Linked DNA regions of Homo sapiens: all the other regions are linked to region 4. Evidence: chromatin contacts called from ENCODE Hi-C or POLR2A ChIA-PET data. All regions are on one chromosome and are shown on one strand. The core of a region is the stretch at or near the end of the contact, and the rest is flanking DNA. Distances in the headings are between cores, read along the strand shown. Region 1 holds the start of KCTD6 (potassium channel tetramerization domain containing 6). Region 2 holds the start of ABHD6 (abhydrolase domain containing 6, acylglycerol lipase). Region 3 holds the start of HTD2 (hydroxyacyl-thioester dehydratase type 2). Region 4 holds the start of APPL1 (adaptor protein, phosphotyrosine interacting with PH domain and leucine zipper 1).

Region 1 (4,186 bases), core at 708-3,207, 1.3 Mb after region 4:
TGAAAGAGTTCACTTTTGCTGAATATAAGATTATATAAAACCCAACTGCATTTCAATAGCCATCTATCAATTATAAAATACAAAAGTGAAAGTACAATTAGCACTAGTTATAAAAATTTTAAGATAGGAGGGACTAGGTCTGACAAAATCACCAACAAAATTAATCCATCAGTTTTTATATGGGGAAATAGAAGCCCTGAGAGGGGAAATGACTCTTTCAAGGATACCCAGTAAATCAGAGGCAATTCTGGGTTTTCAGTGGCACCAAATTCTGGAGATCTGAGTATTGGGTAATTTTGGTATTGTCCTTCTATTAAAAAACAACAAAACCCAGTGGGGTGGGGAGGAGTGGGGGGCAAAAAAAAAAAAAAAGAAAAACCAAACCAAAACTCATTGTATTTTTCTGATTATAAATTCAATATTTATGTGTTCTGATTATAAATTCAATATTCATGAAAATTCAGAAGAACGTTATGAAGTAATGCCATTAACATTCCCATACTGTTATCTTGAACACGATGGTCAATGGTTTGATGTATTTCCTTCAAAATTTTTGTCTGTATATATTTATGTTTTTAAAAATAAAATCAGGATATCATGTGTACTAGTTTGTGTATTGATCATTTTCACACACATTTCCCTGTATTCTCACCTAGTCTTTGTGAATTTGATAATGTAGCACTCAGTTATGTTGATGAAGCATATGTCATTTATTTAACCTATCAATTTGAGCTTTTGGAGACAAATCAAGTATCAGATATAACTGTGATGATCATGCTGATACAATTTCAACCCCAGAGCTAGCTCACACACATGCAGACGTGAAACCCAAGTGAGTTTCTAAGGCCAGTGGTTATTCTGGTGGAGAAGGTTAAACCCAGCATCAGGTAACTGGTCCCACCGGAAGGGGACAGTGGCCTGGCTAGCAGGAAGTGAATGGACTTGGAACGAGTGGACGGATGGAGACCAATTAGCCCTGAGGCGTTAGGTGCTGCCCATCCTCTGCAGCCTTGGCTTCCTTCCTGGTGAAGTGGGGACAATACCAGCGCCAGTCTCATCTAGGGTCGAGCTCCTCCAGGCCCCAGAGCCTTTGCATGGGTCGTTTTGTCTGCTGAAGGTAGCTCTGCCCTTCTCTCCACCTGGCTGCCCGTGTTGCTGAGCTTCTGGGCCCAGCAGCCCTTTGCTGTCTTGCCCGTCAGGCCGGACCAGACCGTCTTGCCCCGGTGGCCCCGGGGGCTTCTTCACAGGCCTCATCGCAGGGTTGTCTCCCCAATGCAGGGCAGGCAGGAGGAGCTCTGGCCGCAGGTCGGGGTCCAGGTCTTCCTCGGCCACTGCGTTTGGAGCAGGGGCTCCCTTCCCTTCTTCTCCATCTAAGTCCTCTAATCATGTCCCTCCCAACACTTACGGCCATAACTTGTCATTATTTTGTCTATTAGCTGTTTCCTTGAGTCTTGTCTGTCTTCTCCTTTGATTAGGACCCGCCTCCGTCTTGGTGGCCGCTGTATCTCCTAAACCCCCAGGCCTGAGATATAGTGGGGGGCCCATACAAGTTCGTGAAATGACTAAGGAGAAACAGCTGTGGAGGCACCACCCCTGAGGACGCAGTGGGCCTGGGGTTGGGCGGACCCCAGGCTGCGGGCGGAGGCGGGACGTAGGGGCGGGGTTTCGGGGCTTCGGAGCGGAGCCTAAGGGGCGGGACTGGGGCTTCGGGGCGGGGCTTCGGGGCTGCGGTCGTGTGGTCTTGACCGCGCGGCTCCGACTGCGCTGGCTGAGTTCCTCAGGCCGCCCGCTCTCTGGCTTCCAGCCCGCGCTGCCGTTAGGGGGCGCCCGCGCTCGTGGCGCCGCGGCTCTGCTGGGAAGGCGCCGCCCGCGCCGGGCAGCTGGAGCCGCAACTCCGGGCGCGGGCTCAGTCGTCCCCTCTGCCGCCGCCGCCGCCGCCGTCGCCGGGCGCGGGCTCGCTTGTCCCCGCGCTCGCGCTCTCCGGCCGCGGGCATCTCCCGGCCCGGCCGCAGCAGCCGCCGCCGCCGCGCAGTGAGTGGGGCTGGCGCGGGGCTTGCGGGGCCGGGGTTTGGGAGGGCCGGGTTTCAGGAGACGTCTGCGCCGAGCGGCCAGGGGAGCGGGGCTGAGGAGGATCTGGGCGGGGGCTCCTGGAACGGGGCGGCGGCGGGGCCGCGTTGAGGGGACCGCGCGTCCCGGGCTGGCACGAGCCAGCAGCGGAGGTGCCCGCGGCGGGGCCTGGGCGGGGGTTCCGGGGCCCGCCCGGCGGGGATGCGCGGTTTCTGCGGGCCCGGGTTCGGAGCCCCGCGGCGCGCCCCTCGTCCGGGCCCGGAGCATCGCCCGCCCTACCCCTGGCCGGGTCGGGTTGCGGGGGCTTCGCTGGCGGGGCAGCAGCGAAGGGCGGCCCGGACGGAGATATTTGGGGTGTGCTCGAAAATGATTGTTTTTGGGAGATGGCGCTTATTAGCCACCAATTGCCCTAGTTTAAAGCTTGAGGCAGGACTCAAAACCCTGCCTTTGGGATTTTCTGCCCTGAAGAGACTCTCAGATCGCAGCTGAGTTCTTTATGCCTAGATTTGTGTGTGTGTGGTGGCGTTTTTAATGCTTGATGTCAGAGGTGATAAATGGCCATGGTAATGGGGAGCCCTGGCAGCACCTGCTGGGCTGACAGTGGTGGAGGCTGTGTCTGGGGGTGGGACGGGGAAATGAAACGTGACAGAGATCCTGTTTGGATATTCTGCCGAAGTTACCATGTTTCTGTTCAAGTATACCAGTTCTAGAACAAGTTGATGGATCCAATTTTAGGACTTTGTGATAGAAGAGGTTTGGGTGGCAAAGTGACCTGGGATGACCCGGCTCGGCTAAGAATATTTGGGGTAGCCTAAGTATCTCTTCTATATCCCCCTGGCATGTTCTTTTTTTCGCTGTCACAAATGCCCTATTACTTGAATCATCCTGGGATAGGAGAGAAGCTTGGGGACAGCATGTAGCACAGTCCTGAGCCCAAGATTGAGATGTTTTCAAATGAACGAATATGTAGCTAGGAAAAGGAAAATGTGTTTGTCAGCAGGGTTGGTAGGTTGAGAGTATTTTCTCTTTGGCCGAAACCATCAGTCCATACTGATACTTGATTTTGTGCTATGCCTTAGATATGAACGATGGAGTGGTCAGGATAGCCATGGATGCCATTCCAAAGTTTTGTGATTTGAATTTTCATAAATCATATTTTAACCAAAGCATTACTACTTAAAGGAATCTTAGGGTGAACCCTATGAATCCTTCAGTGCGCTTGGATTTTGATATTTGGGGTCCATTTAAAATGGAGTACCTGTATGTATTTGGATTCAGCTTTAACTTGGAGATAATCCCGAGTCATGCTTTAAAGAAGTTCCTTCTGAGATCAGGAGCTCAGGTGTTTGGTGAACTCTGGGAAAACTAGACACTCCCCTTTACCTGTATATAGTTCTCCCTTCTGGAGCTCTGGGAAAAGGAGGACCTGGGGAGATTTGAAGCAAATTAAGAGGCTGCCTCCTCCATATTTGCCGTCTCCAGGCCAATGCTCTAAATTACTTGTGTTCACACTCAAGTTTCTCATGTTAACCTAGAAATTTTGTTTATGCTGCTGCCACTAATGTTTTCACATTTGTCTAATACTTGCTAGTTTACAGATGGTTTTATATTCATGATCTCCCTTATTTTCTCCATTTCCCCAAAGAAGAAGCTGGGCATAAAGAGTGATTTTCTCAGGGTCTCATAATCAGTAACGGAGCAGAATTCAACTACAGGACCTCCCTGGGAACCTGTTCTCTTTCCTTGTCCTGATGTGTTACTCTTATAGGCCAATTTTTGCCTTTGTGTTGTGCCTAAATGGTGTAATTACCCCGTTTTGGGAAGGTGGTATTATCCCGTTTTATCTTGCGGAAACTGAGGGTTAAGAGGAATGTTATGATTTTGTGACTATTTGTGACAGCTTTTTAATATTAGGTCACTTTTAAACCTATAGCTTCTCTCTTCTAGACCACATGGTTGAGAAAGGAGAAAGAGAAAATGATTACTTGTAGAGAAAAATCCATTTCTGCAGTGGTATGGTTAAGGATAATCTAACCATAATCACATTATCCTTGTATGCCTGGCTACTTATGCTGGCCTGTATGTGAATGTTAACCCCAAAGACTCCTTTAGATGTCGC
Region 2 (3,996 bases), core at 898-3,397, 1.0 Mb after region 4:
AAAACTGGAGCTAATAAGGTTTCTCTCCTGTCAGCCATCCAGTGGAGATAAGTCACCCAGAATGTGACTCCCACATGGGGCTCAAAAAGGTGTTTCTAAATATAAAACTCTGAGGGAAAAAAACCCTCGGGATATAGAAATTCCAGGCCCTTGGAGACGCCCAGGGTCACAGGCTGTGAGTTAAATAAAAAACCCACCAAACTGATGAACTACCCATTTTTAAGGTTTTGGAGAGGGAAAATTAAAAGACTAAGGAGCAATTGTTTTAAACTTTATACCAGGTGTATTGATGGCTTCTAGGCTGGGGCCTTCCAGGAAGTCATTCATCAATTTCATTGTCTATTTATTCACCCCCTGGACTCCTGTTTTGGTGAATGTTCCTGAGTCCAAGATGCTAATCCAATAGGTGGCCAGTAGTGACTGAAGGACATTTAATCCCCACATTTTGTGCTATCTCTGTGGACCTGCTCTGGGGATGTTGGTGGACTGCTGGCTTGGAAAGGTTCTGCTTCAGCCGTAAGGAGAGATAAAGCCAGAGAGGTGGGACTGAGCAACCCGCTGTTTGGTGAATAAATTGCCACTGAAACTCGGGGGCCATTCCCTGAAGTGAATCACATGCAGCCATTGAAGTCTAAGTGATAAGGCAGCCAACAATTTAAAGGAAAATGCTCCAGCCCAAGCCAGGGGGACTGTCCCAAACTCCGGATGAATTCCAGCTGCCCTGCAGAGCAGGGTTTACAGGCATGGGGATCACTAGTGGCTTCAGAGATGCCCCTTTGCCACTTCTCCGGGACTTCTTGACTGTGTCCTATTCTTAAAACCCAGGACCTGCACCACTCAGCCAGGCTCCACCAGCGTGGAGGCCTTGGCAGGCTGAGGCCCAAAGGCTGCCTTTGTGGGGGATTTAAACGGCCAAGAGAGTCTTGCTGAGCCCTGGCCCCTTGACGTCTGGAGTGGCAGGCCAAGCACTCAGTGCAGCAGGAAGATCTGGGTGCCACTAAGGCCCCTAACAGGTGTAGTAAATATCTGTTAAATGAACGAATACATGTTTTGATGAAAGAAGCCCACAGTGCAGTGTGAGCCCAAAGGGGTCTTACTGAAGGCTTCCTGGAGGAAGTGGCAGCTAAACTGAGACATGGAAAACACGGAAGAGTAGCCAGGCCAAGCTGGGGTTTAACTGTCCCTAAAAGAAAGAAACGACCATAGCAGGGGTTTAACCAGAGGTGGCCGAAGGCCTTTCCAGGTGCCCATTTCTCCCGTATAGCTTTGGAGTCAGACGATCCTCGGTTGGAATTCCCAGTTCAGTCCTTACAGTCTGACGTCCCGCACAACCCGACGCCGGCAACTGTCTCCAAACACCCGAGAGCCAGGGCGGGAGCATGAGCGCCTACGGTGTTCCTTGGGGTGGAGCCCTCGCAGTGTCCAGAGGATTTGGGGGCTCCTGCGCCCCCATTTCTCCCATTTCCTGGACTATCCAGGGCAAGCCCCTCACCTCCCTGAGCCTCGGTGTCTTCTGAGAAAAGAAGTCGACCCCAGTGCCTACCTCATAGGATTACGTGAGACAACCGATGTCAAGCAGTGTTGCTTTGCTGCCTGAGAACCCCTGCCTGTCCCTTTCTCTCTGATGCCCTTCGGGGCAGAGATCCAGAGATCCTGCCTGAGTCACTTTGGCGGGTTTAATGCCCAGCCGCGCCAGGCACACAGTAGGTGCTCAGTAAGTGAAACAGTGCCGGGAAGAATTCGGGCCGGGGATGTGGAACTGTGTGTGGCTCTGCGGGCTCAGAGGCCCTCCCCGCGCCCCGCCACCGTGTGCGTTCCGGGGCGGGGCGGGGCGGGGGCGGGGGCGGGGGCGGGGGCGGGACCGGGCGCTCGGGCTCCGCCCCCGGTACCTCTGTAGGCGATCCTGCTCTCGCCGTGGCTTTCGGGTGCTAGGAGACAGTTGCCGGCGTTGGGTTGTGCGAGACGCTAACTGTACCCTCCGGGTTTAACGCTGTGAGGCAGCGCGCGGAGGAACTGGGGATAAGCGCCCCGGAGCCCCCAAACAGAGCGCGGCCGCTGGGGGACAGCGCGCGGCGCCGGGTCGGGGCGGGGCGGCTTTTCTGTCGGAGGACGCGAACCGGCACGCTGCGCCTTTAAGGAGTCCAGCTGGGCTGGGCGCCGGAGCTGGGAGCGGCGCGGGTAGGAGCCCGGCGGCAGGTCCCAGCCCGGGGCTAGAGACCGAGGGCCGGGGTCCGGGCCCGGCGGCGGGACCCAGGCGGTTGAGGCTGGTCAGGTGAGCGGAGGCGGGCGGGCGGGCGGTGGTGCGCTCCTAGGGGGATGGGGCGCCCTGATGGCCCCGTGACCTCTCCCCCAGTGTCTCCCTGCAGCGGCGCATCGAGTGGAAAGAGTCGGCGATCTGCACTTGCCTTTCCACTCCGCTCCCCGCGCGGGCGCTGCCCCCACCTCCCGCTGCCTGGATAGGTTTGAGATGCCCGAAACCCGGCGCCCCATTTCCTGGGTCCAGCCAGCCTCTTGAAGCCGGGGGACAGAGTGAGGACGGGTCGGGACCTGCACCCTCTTTCTACTTCGCCTCCCCACCCCCTGCGCCCGCAGCAGCCCTTAGGCGCCCCTCGCAGTGCCGAGAGGATTTTGGGGTCCTGCAGCCCTGTTTCCCCCATTTCCTGGAGAAGGACTGCAGCTCGCCCACCCAGATAGCATCTTGCTCCGTGTCACGCGCCGCCTCCGCGCCGTCCCCAAGATCTCGCTCCGCTACTCCCCTCCCCCAGCAGCCTTTCAGCTTCCCTTTCCCCAGCCTGCCCCGGCTCCCGTGCCCTTGCGCCCCTTCCGTGTCGAAACACTTGAATCAGGATGCTGTCCAGCCAGGTACCCGCCGGCAACTTGCGGTCCCCCGCCTACAGCGACACAGGTTTCACGGCTGCCTTAGAAATGCGGATTGTGTAACGCCGGCTGCAGGGCAGTGCACGTGCAGGGTTTGCGCCCCTGAGCCCACAGCGAGGCCAGGTGACAGAGTGAGGCATGGGGGAGTGGGGGAAGAGGAGGATGCCAGAGGGTCTAGATACTGTGCATGCAGAGAATATGTATTTTGAGCCCTTTGTATGCCCCAGGAGCTGGGTGGTTAGGAAGAGGAAATAAAGTGGGGGTCTTACTCCAGCTGGGACCTGGAGGCCCTCATTTATCTCGCCGCCCCCCTCCCCGCTGCTCCCGCCTGCTCAGAAATCCCTAGTGGCTCCACCTGGCTAAGAGTTTAAAGTAGTTTATAATGAATAATAGCTGACATAGAATAAGCAAATCTTGTGTGCCAGGCCCTGTCCTAAGCCCCTTAAAAGAATTACCTGCCATACTTTCCCCAACAGCCCCTTGAGGTAGGTACCACCGCTGTGCCCATTCCTGAGAGCAGGAATATGAGGCTTCCAGAGGTGGTACCTTCCCAAGACACGAAGTGAGTCTGGCCTCAGAACCACCCCCTTCCCCCAACCGCCCCCCCAACCCGACCTCGAACCACTAGACTTTTTACCCAATTTCAACAAATTCTTATCAAGAACATTGTTATAATATAGGAAATTAGAAATAACAGAAATTAATCACCTGTGTTTCTAGCACTAATTTGTTTTTCTCAGACCAGCAAGGGCCTCTCAGCTTCTGGTAATAGTACCCACTTTAAAGGGTAGTGGCAATATTTAGATAAAATAATGCACAGGGCCCAGCATGTTTTAAGCACTCAGAAAGCAGCAGCTGTTATTATGAAGAGTGGTAGTTGACCACTACCTTGAATTACTGGAAAAAAATAATTAATAAATGGCTCACACTGACTCTACAGAAATTAACCATTTTGTGTGCTCAGAAAGGCCTATGAGACTTTCTCTATTTTCATCTTTTTATTATTTTTATTATTTTGCCTTTTCGACACATTCTGTGGCTTTCGTCAACTCCAAATTATCCATTGTCTTTGTAGTTAGAGACAGAAGTGCCCTTCTGGTTTTTTTAGCTTTTAAAATG
Region 3 (4,297 bases), core at 136-2,635, 1.1 Mb after region 4:
AGTCTTTACTTTGTGGGTCTTTCCAGGACGGCCTAGATAGAACACCTACTATGTGCTGGGAGTCACAAGGGACACTGAGAGTGGGTCCTATCTTTGGGGAGTGCTTGACATAGGAGATCTTGAGGAGAGGAGATGCTAGATATAATTTTGTAGGCTGGGCGCGGTGGCTCACGTCTGTAATCCCAACACTTTGGGAGGCGAGGTGGGTGGATTGCCTGAAGTCAGGAGTTTGAGACCTGCTTGGCTAACATAGTGAAACCCTGTCTCTACTAAAAATACAAAAATTAGGCCAGGCGCGGTGGCTCACGCCTGTAATCCCAACACTTTGGGAGGCCGAGGTGGACAGATCACGAGGTCAAGAGATTGAGACCATGCTGGCCAACATGGTGAAACCTCGTCTCGACTAAAAATACAAAAATTAGCTGGGCATGGTGGTGCATGCCTGTAGTCCCAGCTACTTGGGAGGCTGAGGCAGAAGAATCACTTGAAGGGAGGCGGAGGGTGCAGTGAGCCAAGATGGCGCCACTGCACTCCAGCCTGGGCGACAGAGCGAGACTCCATCTCAATAAATAAATTATAATATAATGAAAAAAATGTGTAGAATGACTCGGGCGCAGTTGCTCACGTCTGTAATCCCAGCACTTTGGGAGGCCAAGGTGGGCAGATCACTTGAGGCGAGGAGTTCGAGACCAGCCTGGCCAACATGGTGAAACCCCGTCTCTACTAAAAATACAAAAATTAGCCAGGCATGGTGGAGCATACCTGTAGTCCTAGCTACTCAGGAGGCTGAGGTGGGAGAATCGCTTGAGCCCTGGAGGCGGAGGTAGCAGTAAGCCAGATCGCGCCAGTGCACTCCAGCCTGGGCGACAGAGTGAAACTGTCTCAAAAAAACAACGAAAAAATTGTTGAATGAATGAATGAATGCATGAAGAAATGGATAACTATGAAGCACCGTCCAAGGCGGAAAAAACCCGCCCTAAACCGCACCCCAAGCAAATTGCACACACGGCTTTCCCGGAGTGGACACCAGAGGGCGCTGAGCTCGGCCGCTCTCAGCTCCGGATCAGGATTCGCGCCTGGGTCCTTAGGACGACGCCGCGTGGTGACGTCATATCCGCCTGGGCGTCACGCTTCGTGGGGCGGGACGAGGAGAAGCCAAACGTAAAGACACCAGGAGTTTCTCGGGCCCAGCTGTGGCTGCTGCCGGGGAGCCCCAAGCCTTGGCGGGTCCTTGCGGCGAATAGGAGTCTGGTCAGGCGTCAGGCTAGTCCGACGAAGAGTGGGTAGGTGGAAGCCTTCCAAAGAGCGGCGGTTGTCTGGGAGCCGTCTCAGTTGGCCGCGACCCGGGCGCATGCGCGGGGCGGGCGGTGCGCCTTGGGTAGCTTGTCCTCTCCGACCCCGGGCGCTGAGGGCCTCTGTACGGCGCCGCGTAGGGTCTCGGCCGCAGAACGTGGCCGAGAGGCCCGGGCGAGACTTCGGGACCGTGTCCTGAGCGCTCTCCATGCGCCCGGCGCGAGGTGAGCGCTAAATAGTGGTTGTTGAAAAATATTGAAAGCCACCCAAGTGCTCAGCAGTAAGGATATTGAGCTTTTTAAAGTGATTGATTTAGTCCAAAAATTGTACGTCGCACGCCCACTGTGCACGACCCAGTGTTTTAGGGCCTTGGGAAACAGCAGTGAACAAGATAGCAAGATTCTTGGAGTGGACTTTTGTTGGGGTGGGGAGGGGAAGTACAGATAAAGATAAACGAGTTACATAATTGTCATAGAAAAAGGCAAATGCTACGAAGAAGAAAGCAGGGACGGGGCATGGGGGTGGGGTGCGGTGTTAGCCGAGAAGGGCACTGGGCCAACCCGATTGAGATTTGAGCTAAGCCAGGAAGGGGGCAAGGGTGTGAGTCCGGTGGCTGCCTGGAGGAAGATCTTTCCCAGCATGGGGAAAAGCTAGAGCCGAGGCCCAGCGGTGGGAGCGAGACTGGCGCGTGAGAAAGAGCTAGGCTAGGCCTGTGTGGTGGCGGGGATTGAGCGGAGGGAGAATGGCAGGACATGAAGTCAGAGGTGTAGAGGGAGCAGTCCTGCAGGTGAGGCAGAGCCTTGCAGGCTGCTCTAAGGACTTTGGCCTTACTCTGGATAAAACGGGAACCATAGCAAGATTTTGAGCAGAGGAATGATGTAGCTTGAGTAGATGTTAATAGACTCACTGGCCGCCGTAGGGATGGAGAAGCGGGGGAGTAGGGAGAATCAGATTTATTACTAATAGGTCAGATTAGGAGCATCCCTGCGCAGCCACTAAAAAAGGCTGACTCTAGGCCGGGCGCGGTGGCTCATGCCTGTAATCCCAGCACTTTGAGGGGGCCGAGGTCGGCGGATCACTTGACGCCAGGAGTTCGAGACCAGCCTGGGCCAACATGGCGAAACCCCATTTGTACTAAAAATACAAAAGTTAGCTGGGCGTGATGACGTACGCCTGTAATCCCAGCTACTCAGGAGACTGAGGAGCGAGAATTGCTTCGACCCAAAGCACTCCAGCCTGGGCGACAGAGTGAGACTCCATCTCAAAACAAACAACAAGACTGACTTTAAAGATGACGATGACAGTAACTTCGTGAGCCCACATCTGTGGAGAGCCTGGTGAATATATTTAATACCAGTCTGTACAAAATAATTTCCCAGGTATCCTCTCCTTTAATGTCAGAACAGCCTGCAGAGGGCAGTGCTGTCATTTGTAAGTCTTTTTTTTTTTTTTTAATTGCAAAAAATACGTGACATAAAATTTATCGTAAGTAGCATTGAGTACATTCACAACGCTGTGCAGCCATCACCACTGTCCATCTCGTGAATGTTGTGTAAGTCTTCGTTTTACTGGCATCTAAGCCCTGGGTCTAATTTCACTCCCCTATTTTAGGCAGCCAGCTCCATCAAGGCAGTAACACTAAAAAACATTTATGTGCCAAGCAATGAAAGAAACAGATGAGGTTTCTTGTTCTCCCTGCCCTTCTAGTTAGGGGAGACTCTAGTGACTGGGAAAGAAGCATCAGGTAACTATTTCCGCTGTCCTGAAACCAAGGATTCTTTTGAATATATAGGCCTATACCACTATCACTTTTCTCTCATTTGAATACCTACTTTGTGTCATAGTATTACAGTATTTTTTGTTTGTTTGTTTTGGAGACAGGGTCATGCTCTGTCACCCAGGCTGGAGTGCAGTGGTACAATCACAGTGCACTGTATCCTTAACCTCCCAGACTCAAGCTATCCTCCCACCTCAGCCCCTGGAGTAGCTGGGACTACAGGCACACACTACCATGCCTGGTTAATTTAAGTTTTTTTGTTTTTTTTTTTAGTGACAGGGTCTCACTATGTTTCCCAGGCTGGTCTCAAACTCCTGGCCTCCCAAACTGTTGAGATTACAGGCATGAGCACCACGCCAGGCCCCAAAGTATTAATGTTTGTTGAATGGATTGGTAGATGTAGCTCCTTGACCCTGACTTCTTTTCTCCAGAGGTCATCATCTGGGAGTGGTTGGAACTGGGTCTAACCCAGAGTGGTTTTGAAATGCTGGTCCATAGCTCTGTGACCTTGGATAAGTCCCTTTCCTTGATTGGGCCTCAGTTTCCTGTTCCCTGTAGTGGGGGATCCATATATTAAACAAATAGACAGTGTTAAGAGATTGCATAACATGGGGGCTTAACTTAGAGAAGGGTGTCAGAGAAGACCTTCATGAAGAGGTGGTATTTAAACTGAAAGTTGAAGGATGAATAGGACCTATCCAGAGGGAGAGCAAGGTTGGCATGGAGCCAAGGAAAGGAACTGTCTACAGAGAGATGAGCATGTTCTACGTTCTTGAAAGTTCAGACCTTTTAGAAGCTGCATTGAGTGCCCCTTCCAGGAATCCCTCTTCTCAACCCCTGTGCTGTTTAAGCTCAGTTGTTCACAGATAGTCTTGCACAGACCTGGCTTTTGGACTGAGAGCAGGCAGACACAGGATGGGAGGAGACGGCAGAACGACCATCCCTCATTCTTCTCTTTGTGTTCTGTGTTGACTGAGAGTAAACAAGAAGAGGACCTTCAAATCTTAGATTTTACTCCTTTATGTCTTTTCTTTTTCTTTGGATAAAGAGGCATCGTAACTGGTCTTGAGTGGGCTCAGAGTGGTTGGAATCTCTGGGCACCCTTGGGCAGATGTTACCTACGTTTACTAAACCTCTGTGTCATCTTCTCGAAAATGGGAATAATAATACCTCTTACCTCAGGAGCATTTTGAAGACAAGCTAAGGCATGTGAAATGTTTAGCAAAG
Region 4 (3,920 bases), core at 794-3,293:
CATTCTGCGATAATGTAATGGCCTCTTGAGAGTCCTTTACAGAAACACAGTTTAGATGTACATAACATACTAAGAAGGAAACCATTTAACTTGACAATACCACACCCAGATAATTCAGATAACTAATCGAATTTTTCATCGGAATTATTTGGTTTGGCCAAGTTAATTAGGTAACAAATACTTTTCTTTTCTTTTCTTTTTTTTTTTTTTTTTGATACGTAGTCTTGCTCTGTCGCCCAGGCCGGAGCGCAGTGGTATGATCTCAGCTCACTGCACCTGGGCCTCCCGGCTTCAACTGAGTCTCCTGCCTCAGCCGCCTGAGTAGCTGGGACTACAGGCACGCCACCACGCCCGGCTAATTTTTGTATTGTTAGTAGAGACTGGGTTTCGCCATGTTGGGCAGGCTGGTCTTGAACTCCTGACCTCAGGTGATCCAGCTGCCACGGCCTCCCAAATTGCTGGGATTACAGGCGTGAGCCACAGCGCCAGGCCTTTTTTTTTTTCTTTCTTATACATTGTTTACACTCCTCACTTACTCCTGATTCTTAACAGTTGCCACAACCTTTCTTCATTTAAAATCTAACTCAGTTCAATCAGGAAGGTCACTTACCTTGAAAGTCTTCCTTCTTTAGAGCTGGGGTGCATGGTGTTCTTGTTGGCAGAGTAGAAATGAGATATCAAGGAAAAAGAAACTGTAACACAACTGGGAACCCTTAACTCATTGTAAGAACTGCCTCCAAATCAACTTCCTCAAAAACTAAAGAACTCTTCGGGAGAGAGAGACTGGCTGATAAACAATCTAAGGGGAAAACTTTTAAAGATTGTAACACTAAAAATAATTCCGTAAAACTACAATGCAAGTCTACTCAACAAAACTTTAAAAATATAATTTTATTTTTCTTTCAAGAGATCATGGGAAAATCTACTATTTTCGTTTAAAATATATAACTTCTATTTGTTACTATATTTGGATTTGAGCTACTACTATTCTGGATTTGTTCCCATGTATCTGTGGAACCAGGCAGCTAATTAATCTTTACTCAGCATCTCTGGTATTTCTTGAATGAAAATGGAATGGATTGGTGGAATTAATGGCTAGATGTTTAGAAGACACTACTTACTTTGTTATTTTCTCTGTATAATGATGAAAGCCTACAACTATACAGAGACATAAACGAGCCAGGGTGACAGGTTGGGAAAGATGAAGAGGGAGGAGGAAAGGATAGGCTTGTAGCCCTCATCCGGTCAAATTCCCAACTTTGAGCTTCACTTTATTGTAAAATTAGAGGCTAAAACTATTTAACGCTTCCAAAACTTTTTGATTCAACAAATGCCAATTAGTTACTAACATAATTAATCAGTGTATCCTGATTTTTAAAAGATATTTTCCTTTGTGATTTAAAAGAAACATGGGAGTTGGAGTTGCAGCGTCAGTCCTGAAGGACTGACCTCGGGAGGCCAGGTAGGAACTGATAAACTGGCAACAAAATCACATGTTTTCAACTGAATATACTGATATTCAAGCGTCCAGAAAAACAATTTCGAGCCTACGTTCACAAGTTTGCCAGAAAGCCCTATTATTGACACAGCTGCGGATCTCAGACATCTGAGTTAGTCAGCACCATTCTGCTGGAGGGGATTAAGACTGGACGCTTCGAGCGGAGTTGGGAATGTTATCATCTGAGGAAACTAAAAGGCGCCAGCAGTAGGACTTTCTCCAAGGTCTCTGACAAAATATGTTGCGGGAAAAGTCAACCCGCCCCAAATTCCCCCGTGTGGCCCTAACTCGAGGCTCTGGCTCCTCGCGCCGGCAAGCTGAGGAAGAGACGGTCCCCTGCGATTTAGATACAAACGCGCGCGTGCAGGGAAGGCCATCCCAGGGCAGACACTGCCACCTCCGCCGCTTCCGACGCCCGCGCTCGCGGGAGAGCCTAGCGCCGCACGGGAACCTCCCGACCACCGCCGCAGCGCGGATGGGCGTCCCCGGGAGCCAATGGACGCGCCGGGAGGCGGGGCAGGGAGGCCGAGGGGGCGGGATTTCCCGCACGGCCGCTCGGCGCCTGGAGAAGGCTGTGCGGGCGGGGACGGCTGCAGCCCTTGCCGGAGAGGGCGGGCCGGGGTCAGCTGCGGCGGGCGGGCCGGCGCGGGGAGCTGTGGGCGGCAGCTGCGTCTCCTGCCACCGCCCTCCCTCCGCCACGATGCCGGGGATCGACAAGCTGCCCATCGAGGAGACGCTGGAGGACAGCCCGCAGGTGAGGCGCGGGAGCTGGTGGGCGACGAGGGAGAGCCCAGCTGGCCGACCCCAGGTCTGGCGCCTCCGCGGCTCCCGCAGGTGCCCGCCCCGGCCCAGGTGGGGGCCGCCGCCGCCCTAGGTCACCGCCCGTCGCAGGCCGCGCCCGGAGTTGTGGAGGCTGGGCCCGCCGCCCAAGGCCCGCGTGGGCCTGCTCGGCTGGGCCGAGGGCCGCAGGCGGAGACCGAGCCGCTGGTGCTCGTGGGCCGGGCGGTCACGTACGCGCGCGGGTCCTTTTTATTTGACGAAAGGCGCCGTTTTTATCGCGGTGATGTGAGGTGCCAAATCTCGATCCTGGAATTTTCTCCCTGAGAACCTCTTCAGAAAAATTGCAGAAGGGAGAGAAACCCCGATAGTCTTATTTAATGATTTCCGAGGCTCAGCAAGCTAAGGAAGGAAATGGATCGTTTTTCTTTGGGAGAGGCTGTAAGGTTGTGTGTGGAGCCCTAATGGCAAAGCCCGTGACGGGTCCCGGAGCCCAAGACCGCTCTCCCCGCCGAATGTGCCCGTGTCGCGGCCGTGACTGTGGTCGCTGTCACTCGAGCTGTGCACGGCGAGGGATGGACGGTGCCTTCGCCGCTCCGCGACTGCTGCGCTGCTCCCTGCAGACTTGGCCTTAATAAACTCATCAAAATAAAAGCCCTGTGTTCTGTGCGTCGGAATGATGCTGATGTGGTTGCTCTAGCTTAAGACAGTTTTGGAAAATGTAACCATTTAATATGTTTTCAGTACTGCAGAATGAAAGCAGCTATATTTTTTAAAATGTTGGCAGGGGCTGTAACTTGCATAGGGAAAACTTCATCTCTAAGCCGTTTTACACGATAATTTAAACGGTTTAAGACGGTGTTGCTGGTTGGACACTATTTAGAATGAAACATTTCTGAATTGTTGCTGATTTAGAAATGCAGTTGCACCATTTCGTGTGTCTTTACAGTTGAACATGGCCCCCAAAGAAGAAAAGCAGAAGAGGTCTAGATCTCCTTTTCCTGGATGGCACTTCTGCCATGGATTTTGTGCCAATGTTAATTGCCAAGTTGAAATGGGGCTCTGATTGTAGAATTGATTTGTTCTTTTTTATTCTGAAAGTTATCTTCACAGGCCAGTTGCCTGCTGCTAATGTACTCTTAACAGCTGATAGTGACAAAAAGAGAAACTCACATTTGGTTTATCTTGACTGCCAGTATACTCGGTTCAATTTTTTTCTTGATGATTTCTCCATATAAAGTTATAAACTGTATTTGTTTCAGATGATTTGCAAAAAGTTTGTGGAATTGGTCAGGTGTACTTTGTCATTTTACTTTTTATTATGTAAGATTCAACAGGTTGCCTTACCTTTCTTCTCTTACTTGGCTTTTTTTTTTAATAGCCCATAAAGACTATAAACGGCTCAGAATGGATTGCACACTGCCCTGGAAATGACTTGTGAGGCAGAGATAAACTCTTGACTCATCTAATGTCTTGAGGTTTTTGCCAGATTAGTTTACAACTTAAGAATTGTGGTTTTTTTTTTTCTTTACAAGCATGCATCATACTAGTGTCCGTTTTACAATATATTTGTTTGTTTTTTGAGATGGGGATCTTGCTATGTTTCCCAGTCTGGAGAGCAATGGCTGTTCACAGACACTATCGT

Evidence for each region. A loop is a pair of places that touch in the nucleus more often than their neighbours do. ChIA-PET counts read pairs that join two places held with the same protein, here RNA polymerase II (POLR2A). Pooled maps may share reads with other maps.
Region 1: a loop to region 4 is called in a map of CD4-positive, alpha-beta T cell, with 6 times the contacts of the local background. The contact joins the promoter of KCTD6 here to the promoter of APPL1 in region 4. A Hi-C loop is called at or near these places in 2 of 168 maps with a recorded cell type or tissue (CD4-positive, alpha-beta T cell and naive thymus-derived CD4-positive, alpha-beta T cell), 1 of 37 single-sample maps with no recorded cell type and 9 of 50 pooled maps.
Region 2: a map of CD8-positive, alpha-beta T cell shows a loop between it and region 4 (9-fold over the local background). The contact joins the promoter of ABHD6 here to the promoter of APPL1 in region 4. A Hi-C loop is called at or near these places in 2 of 168 maps with a recorded cell type or tissue (CD4-positive, alpha-beta memory T cell and CD8-positive, alpha-beta T cell), 1 of 37 single-sample maps with no recorded cell type and 9 of 50 pooled maps. POLR2A ChIA-PET finds 5 or more read pairs at or near these places in 1 of 52 experiments (OCI-LY7).
Region 3: a loop to region 4 is called in a map of CD8-positive, alpha-beta T cell, with 6 times the contacts of the local background. The contact joins the promoter of HTD2 here to the promoter of APPL1 in region 4. A Hi-C loop is called at or near these places in 2 of 168 maps with a recorded cell type or tissue (CD8-positive, alpha-beta T cell and naive thymus-derived CD4-positive, alpha-beta T cell) and 12 of 50 pooled maps.

What each region holds. Positions count from the first base shown.
Region 1 is chr3:58,490,139-58,494,324 of GRCh38, forward strand. KCTD6 (potassium channel tetramerization domain containing 6) reads left to right here and starts at 1,958. Exons shown (of 3, transcript NM_001128214.2): 1 at 1,958-2,031. RefSeq lists a silencer at 1,609-2,258.
Region 2 is chr3:58,235,645-58,239,640 of GRCh38, forward strand. It overlaps ABHD6 (abhydrolase domain containing 6, acylglycerol lipase), which reads left to right and starts at 2,148. Exons shown (of 10, transcript NM_001320126.2): 1 at 2,148-2,272. RefSeq lists an enhancer at 1,559-2,498 and silencers at 1,720-1,889, 1,900-2,389.
Region 3 is chr3:58,305,135-58,309,431 of GRCh38, forward strand. HTD2 (hydroxyacyl-thioester dehydratase type 2) reads left to right here and starts at 1,386. Exons shown (of 5, transcript NM_001348712.2): 1 at 1,386-1,517. RPP14 (ribonuclease P/MRP subunit p14) reads left to right here and starts at 1,111. Exons shown (of 6, transcript NM_007042.6): 1 at 1,111-1,283. RefSeq lists enhancers at 897-976, 1,167-1,426, 1,547-1,676.
Region 4 is chr3:57,225,686-57,229,605 of GRCh38, forward strand. It overlaps APPL1 (adaptor protein, phosphotyrosine interacting with PH domain and leucine zipper 1), which reads left to right and starts at 2,044. Exons shown (of 22, transcript NM_012096.3): 1 at 2,044-2,252. The coding sequence starts at 2,199. It also overlaps a transcript of HESX1 not described here. RefSeq lists a silencer at 1,842-2,501.